Linked DNA regions of Homo sapiens: regions 1, 2 and 4 are each linked to region 3. The links are chromatin contacts, found by Hi-C or POLR2A ChIA-PET in ENCODE. All regions are on one chromosome and are shown on one strand. Each heading gives the region's core, a stretch centred on a gene start or an enhancer-like site at or near the end of the contact. The rest is flanking DNA. Distances are from core to core; before and after follow the strand shown. Region 1 has its middle 160 kb from the start of PTCHD1. Region 2 holds the start of PRDX4 (peroxiredoxin 4). Region 3 overlaps PHEX (phosphate regulating endopeptidase X-linked). Region 4 has its middle 250 kb from the start of RPS6KA3.

The links. A loop is a pair of places that touch in the nucleus more often than their neighbours do. ChIA-PET counts read pairs that join two places held with the same protein, here RNA polymerase II (POLR2A). Pooled maps may share reads with other maps.
Region 1: a pooled map shows a loop between it and region 3 (7-fold over the local background). The contact joins two enhancer-like sites. A Hi-C loop is called at or near these places in 3 of 50 pooled maps. POLR2A ChIA-PET finds 5 or more read pairs at or near these places in 2 of 52 experiments (PC-9 and RWPE1).
Region 2: a loop to region 3 is called in a map with no recorded cell type, with 8 times the contacts of the local background. The contact joins the promoter of PRDX4 here to the enhancer-like site in region 3. A Hi-C loop is called at or near these places in 5 of 37 single-sample maps with no recorded cell type and 11 of 50 pooled maps. POLR2A ChIA-PET finds 5 or more read pairs at or near these places in 1 of 52 experiments (PC-3).
Region 4: a loop to region 3 is called in a pooled map, with 11 times the contacts of the local background. The contact joins two enhancer-like sites. A Hi-C loop is called at or near these places in 3 of 37 single-sample maps with no recorded cell type and 5 of 50 pooled maps.

What each region holds. Positions count from the first base shown.
Region 1 is chrX:23,492,881-23,495,720 of GRCh38, reverse strand. No RefSeq gene overlaps it. Among named protein-coding and RNA genes, the nearest start is that of PTCHD1, 160 kb to the right of the region's middle. Within about 2 kb of position 1,405, at least 2 of the 41 ENCODE cell types and tissues checked have a DNase peak (open chromatin) inside an H3K27ac peak, as active enhancers do.
Region 2 is chrX:23,666,229-23,668,928 of GRCh38, reverse strand. It overlaps PRDX4 (peroxiredoxin 4), which reads right to left and starts at 1,436. Exons shown (of 7, transcript NM_006406.2): 1 at 1,118-1,436. The coding sequence starts at 1,358. RefSeq lists silencers at 974-1,103, 1,454-1,633 and an enhancer at 1,383-1,677.
Region 3 is chrX:22,061,890-22,064,788 of GRCh38, reverse strand. All of the region lies in intron 3 of PHEX (phosphate regulating endopeptidase X-linked), which reads right to left. Among named protein-coding and RNA genes, the nearest start is that of PHEX, 31 kb to the right of the region's middle. Within about 2 kb of position 1,333, at least 3 of the 41 ENCODE cell types and tissues checked have a DNase peak (open chromatin) inside an H3K27ac peak, as active enhancers do.
Region 4 is chrX:20,514,777-20,517,652 of GRCh38, reverse strand. No RefSeq gene overlaps it. Among named protein-coding and RNA genes, the nearest start is that of RPS6KA3, 250 kb to the right of the region's middle. RefSeq lists a silencer at 1,151-1,300 and an enhancer at 2,518-2,876. Within about 2 kb of position 1,337, at least 6 of the 41 ENCODE cell types and tissues checked have a DNase peak (open chromatin) inside an H3K27ac peak, as active enhancers do.

The sequences.
Region 1 (2,840 bases), core at 156-2,655, 1.4 Mb before region 3:
AAAGTGGCCTGAGGACAAATGACTTAAATATGAGTTTTCCCTACTTGTAGAAGTTAAAGGAATATCCAGATGGTAACATTTTGTTTTTAAATACAGTAATTTAAAATGTAATGCAATATTTTAAATTGAGGAGCATAGCTAAATTTTTTATATCACCAGTAATGATTCTGAAAGGGTTATTTACCCTCTATTAATCCCAAGGCAAATAAATAGCATATCCCATTATTCTGGGATGATATGGGCTTGTAGTTCAGAGTAGAGGTTCTGGATTCAGATTTTCTGGGTTTGAATGCCCACTCTGTAAATGTTCTTTAACAGAAAAAAGTTTAGGGGTTTTGTGGAGCAGGCAATTGTCATAAATAGAGCTTTATAGAATCTTAGGGATTTGATCACTGAATATATCTTTATATGTTTCTTGCCCAATTCAGAAAAAAATCAAACAAAAAACTATGATCTTAGGTTGTTTTATTTGGGTCCTTCAGGCTGTGAACTCTTAAGATTTTTAGTGTTCATTGGGTACAGCTATAACTATTGCTTGATTGTTCTTTATGGTATTGAGAGAAGAGAGACAGACCCTCTCATGTTGTTTTATATTGTTTTATACTCAGAAAAGGAAAGAGAAGCAAAACTAAAAGGCAGGTAGTCTGGCGCCTGGGAACCAGACCCGAAACCAAGGAACCAGGCCCGAAACCAGGCCTGGGCCTGCCTGACCTGAGCCTGGTAGTTAAAATTTGACCCCTGACCTAGCAACTGATTTTATCTATAGATTGTAGAAAGACATTGTGAAACTTCCCGGTCTGTTCTGTTTCACTCTGACCACCGGTGCATGCAGCCCCTGTCATGTACTCGCTGCTTGCTCAATGGATCACGACCCTCTCACGTGGACCCCCTTAGAGTTGTTAGCCCTTAAAAGGGACGGGAATTGCTCACTCGAAGATCTCAGCTCTTGATAGAGGAGTCTTGCCGATGCTCCCGGCCAAATAAACCTCTTCCTTCTTTAACTCGATATCTGAGGAGTTTTGTCTGCGGCTTGTCCTGCTACAGTATATATTGTAGTTAGTATAATAAAACTGGAATAGTGCTGAATGTCAGATGAGGGAGGCATTAACCCCACAGAACTACATAGAACATGTTTTCCAACAGAAGGTGGTTATGACTGGAAGAAGCTATGGAAGAAGCATGTTAGGAAGGCAAAAATTATAGCTACCACAGTTTCCTACAGGTATATCCAAGTAGAATGATAAGCTGGAGGGGACCTTCAAGATCTAGACTGAAACCACTTTTGCAAAAATAATAACAGTGAGAAAGTTATGATAGTTCATAGGTCTGATCTAACCAATTCCATCCTGCTTCTAACCTTCAAGCTGCCCTTGTTCATTCCTGGGCACAGGCCAAACTAACTTTGAGAGGAATGTAGTTTATAGTTTAACTTTGATGATAACAGCCCTTTCGCAAAACAAACTCCCTTCTTGCCTGGGGACCAGATTGCCTTTGTAAGACTAACAAATTAGCCACAAGATTTGCAACTTCCCCAATTACTCCTGCAGATAATATCACTATTGTAGAACCTAAGACTGGCCTTTTGAGATATCTTTTCAGGTTTTTCCATTTCTGACCACCGATGGCTCCACCTGGGCCTGCCAGCTGTTCCTGTGGCCCCCATCCAGGAACTGACTCAGCTCAAGAGGACTTCCTGTGATATAATCTCTGACCCAACCAGTCAGAACTCACCACTCCCTTGCCCCCTACCGTCAAACTATGCTTGAAAAACCCTAGTATCTGAGATTAGGAAACTGATTTGAGTAATAATAAAACTCTGGTCTCCCATTCAGTCGGCTCTGCATGAATTAAATTCTTTCTCTATTGCAATTCCTGTGTCTTGATAAATCAGCTCTATTTGGGCAGTGGGCAAAATGAATCCACTGGACAGTTACAAAACCAGTGGGTCACCACCCTGGCTGCAGCTTAGAATCACCTGAGGAGCATTAAGGATGGTCCTTGCTTCAGATGTATCCCAGGGATTTTTGAATGGGGTAGGGCCCAGGCATTAGAAGTTTTAAAAAGATCTCCAGGAATTCTAAGGTGCAGTCAGGATTAAAGACCACTGATATAAACCTATTACAACTTCTCTGAAATGTAGAGACACTAAAACAGCTTGTCCAAGACTATGCAGCTAATACATGGTGGAGCTGGCTCCAGTCCCGGTGCTTTTTCTAATATTCCATGCCTCCTGATTCATTAACTTCTCAAATTTTATCTCCCTCTCCACCTTCCCCATACACAGTCCTACATTTTGACAGGACAAAGCATACAATCTTCTTCTGGGAGTGAAATGGGTGTGTTTTGCCTCCAAGAGGTAAGTTACTTCTTATGGACACACACTTTTCCTCCAAGGGGAGCATATTTTATTTCCCCTACTTCATAGCACCATAGGGGTTTCACAGAGATGTTAAGCAGCAGGAATTCTTTGGGGGATAAAGAAGGCATTGTATTAAAAGGGCATGACAGATCTTTGGAAATACAAAGAGAAAACGAGGTTAGGAGCCTCCTGCATCTTTGAAATTTTAGTTTAAAAATGAATTCTAAGGTCTTGGGGTTTTTCTAGAACATATGACATTTCTGAGATAAAGGTCTTTTTAAAAAATCTACGTTGCAGGACATGTAGGCTTTTTTGAGTTTTAAAGAGCAGTATTACAGAAATATTTGTGAGAAACTGGTAAGGTTTATATGGAGAATGTATACAATTTTTTAAATAAGTTTTTTCCCTTTTTAAAATTAAACAGTATTTCCAACATATAAAAAGAAGAAATATAATGAATATCTGTGTATCTACCTCCAGC
Region 2 (2,700 bases), core at 187-2,686, 1.6 Mb before region 3:
AAAAAAAAAAAAGTCCCAAAGTGGTTAACTGAAAGTACTTACTTTCAGCAAGTAAGAACTGTAAATGTTTAAGAGGACAAAACAGTTTTTCTCATTTATCACTCCCAACCAACCCATCCTAAGTCATAACAACATTCCATTTAACTCTAGGGATTCAGAATTTGAAGCATTACTTTTTTCACTGAATACTGGCATGGAACATGCTGTAACTGAACCATAAAAACCAACTACACACCTACAGAATGTCAAATGATCTGCAGGAAAAGCAGGTTACTGAATAGCAAGCAAGAGACAGCCTTTATCTATAGCCACTGTTCACTTTTGGTTAATTTTAACATCCAGATGTAGCAGGCTACAACTTTCACAGTATCTACTTCGTCTGACGTGTCATTCCTGAAAGTGGCCATTAGCTTTGTACACTGGACAGAAATGCAAATAATCAAAAACCAAATTGGCAGGACACAAATTTGCCACGAGGTTTATCATCAACCCAAATGCATACTTCTAACCTTTTCCCCCATTTCCCTCAAAAGTACACTCTGTAATAGGTTCTTCATGTCTGAGAAACATAAGGAATATCCATTAACTACACAGGCTTTGGGGAAGGTGGCTTTCAGTAATAATCTTTGTAAGATGCAAACAAAAAGGAAGAAAGAAAAATGAAATGTTTGACCTCCCGAGCACTGTGTTTAGCAACTTTTCTGTTTAATCAAACTTTTTGTGAATCATTATTCAACCTATCAATGTCTTCCTTCGCTGAAATAGTACCTGAAAAAGACAGGATGTGCTGAAGGCACTTTGAGATGTTTCAGGAACTGTTTCAGTTTGCCCAACATCCTCGATGCAAACTCGGGACTAGGGCCACCCACTTTCCCTCAGCTGCGGCTTTTGGGGTAACCACTACCTCTTCTAAAATCTGATCAGTGGAAACCATACCTTTCTTCACAGCTAGAACTCCCCTTTATTCCCCTCCCCGCCCTCCTAGGTGAGAACCAGGCCCGCCCAGGGCCCGGAGGCAGCCCAGGGGGTGCCGCCCAAGCCCAGATTCCGGGGGTGTAACCGGGGTACACGTGTCTCCGGAATCTCCCCTCCCACCCTTTGGCGGGACACCACCTACTCTTCGCTTTGCTTAGGTGCAGGGAGTGGTCGGCGACCGATACCCGGGATGCCTCTCCCGGGTACACTTGTCCACCCGCGTAGAAGTGGCACTCCTCTTCGCGAGTCCGGGGCCTCTCCTCTGTCTCCCAGCCCTGCACAGCTCCAGCCGGCAGCAGGAACAGCAGTAGCGGCAGCAGAAGCAGCCTTCGGTGGCGGCCGTGGTCCGGAGTTGTCGCGGCTAGCAGCGGCAGCGCCTCCATGACCACGCGAGCGCAGAAACACGTCCCTTGGCGCGAGCGCCGCTTCTGCCGCCGCCGGGCAGCTACAACCGCGTGCACGACGCCCGCGCGAACCGGGGCGCGGCCTCGCGAGACCAGCTCCTCCCCCTACCCCCCCTATCTGCTCCCCGCCCCGCCACGTGGGCGCCGGCCGCACCTCCCCCATCCCAAGCCTGCATTTGCGCCTGCGTCCCGCGGCTGACCAGGACCGGGAGCGTTGCCCAACTCTGTGAAGGCAGCGACAAGGTCTCCTGACCTCCGCGCTGTTTTAGACATCTTTCCACGTCCATCTCTTCCACAAAGCCTCACCACTGCACACAAGCCCCTCACAAGCGGAATCTAACCTATATGCTTGTGAATGGCTTGCATTTTATACTTCTAATAAGCTTTTTAAAAAGTCACTTAACGTTTTTAAAAATTATATTTACTTGACAAATCATAATTGTATACATTCGTGGGATGCAATGTGATTTTTTGAAATATGTATCCAATGTGGGATGATTACATCACATTAACTTATCCATCGCCTTGTTTACCTATGACTTTTATGGTGAGACATTTCAAATTTACTCTTATTCATTTTGAAATATACATTATTATTGACTGTATTTACCCTGCTGCTTACCAGAGGTTGGGAAGTAGGGAAGGCGAGGCGAGAGGGAAGGAATGGGGAGTTAGTTGTTGGTCAGAGGTTACCAAGTTCCAGATAGACAGGAATAAGTTTCAAGATCTAATAGACATTTACTAATTTTTTTTCTTGAAGTGATTTGTGTGAACGGGGCCATGATCTGCACTACTTGCAGCTCTTTTAAGTCCTGGAAAAACTTAGGGAGGGTAGGTCTAACCATTTACTTTCCTCCAGCATGCAAGGGCGTACAGGCAGTTTTTAGTGACCTAATCTATTGTTTCAAAGACAGCTTTTTTTTTTTTTAATTTAAATGAAGACTTGAAAAGTTACCAGAAAACTCTCCCAGCAGTGTTGTTCCTTTTTCTGACAATTACCCCATCACCCAACCCCTGGCCTTTTCCCTGCCCTCCCCACCCATCTCCCCGCCGTGGGCACCGCCCCGCTTGCCGCTGCAACCTGCCGTGTGCGTCTGCGCACTGGGGGCAGGCCCAGGCCACCGAGCGTCCACCAACTGGACTAAGACCACCTTGTGTCGTCACTTGTGACCGATCTTCTGCACTCCCACCCTCAGCACTGTTTTAGACCCTGTTCATCCTTCTGGGCCCATCTTGTACACAAAACTTCGCAGGTGACTGGCCTCGCGCCCTCAGCACTGTTGTAGGCCTTCTCATCCTTCACACCTATTTCTTCCACAAA
Region 3 (2,899 bases), core at 84-2,583:
AGATCAGACATACAAAATTCCTGCTTTCTTCCTTTGCATTTACCCAATGCAAGGCAAACAAATTTGCAATATATACATTTTCATCAAAATAATAATACAAATGGAAGAAAAATTAAAACATCCATGTACCCTGGAGAGGTACTGAATTTCTTCAGTGACATACTATGTCCTTAGACACACTAAAGCCTAGCTATTGAATGTGTGGTCCCCAAACCAGCAGCATGGGCATCGCCTGAGAACTTTCTGGAACTACATAAAGAAAACGTGGTACACATACCACGGAATACTATGCAGCCATAAAAAAGAATGAGATCATCCTTTGCAGGAACATAGATGGAGCTGGAGGCCATTATTCTCAACAAACTAATGCAGGAACAGAAAACCAAATACTGCATGCTCTCACTTATAAATGCGAGCTAAATAATGAGAGAACACATGGACAGAAAGAGGGGAACAACAGATACTGGGGCCTACTTGAGGGTGGAGGGTGGGAAGAGGGGAGAGGTTCAGAAAAAAAACAAACATCAGGTACTATGCTTAGTGTCTAGTGACTAAATAATCTGTACACCAAACCCCCAAGTCACAAGTTTACCTACGTAACAAACCTGCATAGGTACCCCTAAACCTATAATAAAAGTTAAAATATTTTTAAACAGTTATGTCTAAGTCAGGCTAAAAGAACTTCAATGAACACAAAATAAAATTCCAAGTGATAAAAAAGCGTCATGTAATAGCTTACTCTTTCTTAGCTCATGTGAAACAATGGTGCATCTTACAGTTGACAATATTTTTGATTTGATGAAATATGGTATTCATTTTGGTAAGGCTGTGGAAGACACTGCAGTGTTTGCATATTCTCTGGCTTAATTTGAAGTCAAATAAACATAACTAACAAAATTGACTATAACTAAATAGCTACCACTTCAGAAGAACTAGTATTTCCATTCTGGAAAGTAATAAATATGTCAGAAATACTGAAGCTATATTTGGATTTAAATGAAAGAAGCCAATATAGAAATTATTCCAAATGAATCCAAAAGCATTTTAAGGACAACTGAACCTCCGGGTGAGATGAGACATTTTAATTCTTCAGTATTGGGTTTCATATCCAGGGTTCAGGGGCAGAATCAAAAATTTGGTCCAGTGGGAAGGTGGACGCGACGCTTCTGGTGAGGGCAGCTTTGTGAACGTCCTGAGACACAGCGGGCTATGCAGCCTTCAGACCTCAGGCGAAACACAATTGCCTCCTTTCTTCACCCAGCACCTCCCACGCATTCCCCACTAGACTTGTCTCATTCTGGCAGCCACCTGCAGCTTTCAAACCCCAACTTCCTCTTCTCCACAGCTCAGAGATTCCAGGCTGACACCAACACCTTTGACCTCAATTAAAAGAGTAGAATTTTATGTCTGAATTTACTTTCACTGGTATGTATCCAGACCAATGTGTAAATCAGCAAGAGAAAGAAAATCTCTTTTCTTATATTATTCTGGAGACTTGGTCAACATGTTGGGAAATGTAAATGGAGAGAAATTAATAAATTAGTTGGGCATTGCTTGGCATTCATTAATGTCAACTAGCAAAGCATACTGCCAGAGCAGTCATTCTGAATGGTTCTCATCTCAGAAAACTCACAGAAACTTCTCTAATGTACAAAGGCTACAGTTTTCTACTCAGTTAGTTTGGGCACTGCCTGGTCGGGAGGGAGGTCGTTAAAAATCCTCACATCTAGCCAGGTGCAGTGGCTCACGCCTGTAATCCCAGCACTTTAGGAGGCCAAGGTAGGCGGATCACTTGAGGTCAGGGGTTCGAGACCAGCCTGTCCAACATGGTGAAACCCCGTCTTTACTAAAAATACAAAAATTAGCCAGGCATGGTGGCACACACCTGTAATCCCAGCTACTCGGGAGGTTGAGGGACGAGAATCGCTTGAACCTGGGAGGCAGAGGTTGCAGTGAGCCGAGATCACACCACTGCACTACAGCCTGGGCAACAGAGCAAGACTCTGTCTCAAAAAACAAGCAAACAAACAAACAAAAATCCTAACACCCAAGCAGCACCCCAGATCAATTCCATGAGAATCTCTGAGAATGGGCCTCAGGCATCTGTGTTTTATAAGCTCCCTAGTAATTCCACTGCACAGCAAGGGTTGAGAACCACCACTCTAGAATTGTACTTTTCAGTAGTCCCACGAGGCTACTGGGTATTGCAATGTGGCTGGTCCAAATGGAGAAGGGTTGCAAGTTTAAGATATGCACCACATTTGAAAGACTTAGTAAGAAAGAAAAAAGAGAAAATGCCTCATGGGTAAGTTTTCTACATTGATTACATGTAGAAATAACAGTATTTTGGATATATTGGGGTAGATAAAATATATCATCCCAACTGCTGACACGTTTACTTTTTAAAGTGTGGCTCCTAGAAAACATAAAATCACATGTGACTTGCATTTGTGACTCACATTATATTTCTATCGGACAATACTACTCTGGAAGGTATCTTTATAGGTCTCTAATTGTGTGAATATGGGTAAATTACTTAACCTGTTGTTATGGTTTGGCTCTGTCTCCACCCAAATCTCATCTCAAATTCTAATCCCCGCATGGGTGGTTCAGTGGCAGAATTCTCAAATTGTAATCCCCATAATCCCCACGTGTTGAGGGAAGAACGTCATGGGAGGTGATTAGATCATGGGGGCATTCTTCCCCCATGCTGTTCTCGTGATAGTGAATGAGTTCTCAAGAGATTTGATGGTTTTATAAGGCAGTTTGCCCTGCTCTTGCTCACTCTCTCTCACCTGCTGCCATGTAAGACATGCCTCCTTCCCCTTCCGCCATGATTTTCAGTTTCCTGAGGCCTCCCTAGCCATGCAGAACTGTGAGTCAATTAAACCTCTTTCCT
Region 4 (2,876 bases), core at 88-2,587, 1.5 Mb after region 3:
TCCCTTATGGATACACTCATGGAAATCGATTTTTAGATATTGAACTAAAAAAATAAAGAGCTGATTAGTTACAATTCTCCCTGCTGATACCAGGAGTTTTAATCAAATAAACCAAGTATATCTGTGTACCAAATGTCATCTGTGTACCATGTTCGTGCACAGGACCTAACCAGGTGCTGTTTGTGCTGTCACTGGGTATTTGAAGCCACTGTTTCCTGTGTGTAATCAATAATCGACACTAAAGCTCTGACAAAATGACCATTTTTAGAGTGCCATTAGCTGTCTCCCTGGATATGGCTGTAAATGTAACATAAGTACGTTCTTTATTGCATCAATTTCTTATTGCAGTCATGTTTATCTTCCTGAAGTAAAGCGCTCTGGGAGAAACTGAGTGGGTGGGTATTTTGGCTTGTTTTTCTGCTAAAGGATGATTCTGATGATCTTTTACTATTACCTGAAATTTGCGTGCTATTGCAGAAGCATCCTTCTCAAGGGAAGAACACGGGTACAGTGGAGCTAAAGTGCTTTTTCTGTTGTGTGTACAAATTAGGCAAGAGGTTTATAAACTTGCTTCTTACAGAAAAGTCACCCTGATAATTTTCTTTGTAGTATTTCTGAATATCCTAACCCCTAATTAATCAACATAGACCACCTTTTGCTTGTTTCACATGGAGCACAGAGCTTTCAAATTAGAGCACTGGGAGAAAATTGTTTTTTTTTTTTTTTGGTATATATAAAATTCTAATTGCCATCAGAAGCAAGGTAGCTATATAATTGCCAAAGCCAAAACAATATGTTTCTGAAGATACTTTAATTAGAGTTTGCTTCACATTTTATCTTCTTATGAAATTGAAAATACCAACCACAAAAACTCTGTGGAGAGAGCTTTCTCTGCATTTTGTTGCGTGCTTCAGTAAAGATTCTTGTATATCAGAATTGTAGATTCAATACCAAGAAACATAAACTTGTATTGTTAATTTGGGTGACCATGAGGGACACTGACTTAGTTCAACTAGGAAAAGATCATTAAAAATACTTCAAAGATTTTTATTATCCTGGGTTTCTGATTAAACAAATTATCTATAGAAAAGCCACTGCAGTTAATTTACTGGTTGGAACTTGCATGAAGTTAGGGATTTCAAGATAAACCCATCTCTGGACAAGTAAGCTACTTTCTTTTGTATTACCTAGTGTGTGAGGGTGGGAAGGGAGGGAATGCCATATGAAACCAGCTTCCTCATTGCTCTCTTATGAGTCACATTTACTTGAACACAGCTAATTTTAGTTTCAACCACTGTGACCCTCCTAGAAGTAGTAAGAACCAAATGAGTAAGCATTTGGAGGAAGTGAGTACCTTGCAACCAATGTCATCCAGAGCTCATTATTTTAACATCAACAAAGCCCTCCTCTATAATCAAATTGCCCACATTCTCAGAAATTGTATTTGTGATAAAGTGCATGATCAGCTTGAATTTTTCACCCCTCCCTGTATTACACCCTTTGTTATGTGACTTTGGAGTTTCCTCCATAAAGGCAGAGTGTATTTTGCCACTCCTTGTCTTTGAGCTAAGTTGTGTCACTTCCTTTGGTCAAACGAATGTGGTCAAAAGTGTCAGGGTGCCAGTGTGAAGTTTGCCTGCTTCTTCTTGCCATCCTGTGGCTCTGCCATCTTCTAGGAACATGCCTGGGGTGCAACCCATGAAGCTGAGCCTCCCCAGCAGAGCCCAGCCTAGATCAGCCCATCCCAGCCAACCATAGACTTGTGAGCAATAATAAGTCATTGCTGTTTTAAACCACCAACATTTGAGGTGGTTTGTGATGCAGCAGTAGTTAACTCTCATAATACTGCAACAAGTTATTGACCTGAGCTTTTCTGGGCCAGTGATCTGTAAATACATATAATTCATGGCTGGTCTAGTTTCTATAACGGAAAAGATATTATACAACTATTTTCTCAAGGATAGATTATTTATGTTGCATCAAAAAAATAATTTACCAACTACCTGTTGTGGGCTGGATGCTCTACTGGGTGCTGGTACAGGGGATGGAATATGAAGAAGTCCCGAAAGTCCCAGACATTTGTACATGGCCTTTAGAAACTGAAAAACTTGAACCATGACTGCAAAGACCATTCAAACTAGAGGCTGTAAAAACTTTCTCTTTTCAGAGTTCAGTTTCTTAAAGCCAGGTATTGTAATATCTTGATCTTTATTTGAATCCTGAATCCAGTATAGCAAGCACTCTCTCTTGCCTGATTCAGTAGAGGTTCAGGATGTTCCTCTTGTCTCAATTTTCTATGAAGGTGACTGGTTTAACCTAGGTGTATGACCCAAGGAGGAATGGCAAATTCTCATCAGCCAAGAGCCTCTCAATATGAATAGATGTTAGAGAGAGGTTGGCCTGGTATAGAGTCAGATGATGAGCTAGCAGTAGAACTTGGGGGTGTTCACCATTAAAATAGGCAGAAAGGGAGATCACTGTAGAGAACAGGGCCACTGGGCAGAGGTAGGATGGACTAGAGTATGATAATGAGGAGATCAAGGGGAAAGGAAGATGAAAGGTGGAATTTCAAGCTGGGATCTGAGGCAACAACTGGAATCATTATCAGAGGACCTGTATATTAGTTTGAGTGCTTGTTTGGATGGTTTTTAGCACCAGGTGGGGTTTATCACCTAGTTGGGACTTTCAGCTATGGTGTCTTGGGTGCTCTTTGTTCTGTAATTCTCTGTCTGCAATATCAAGAACCAGGACCATCTAGGGAGGAGAAGACTATTCCTCTAGGTCTGAAGTTGTATTTTTCTCTGCCCAAGGACTCTGATACATTCTGTAGTCATCATGGAAGCCTCATTCAGGGAGAGTTGAGTCCATTGGAAGTT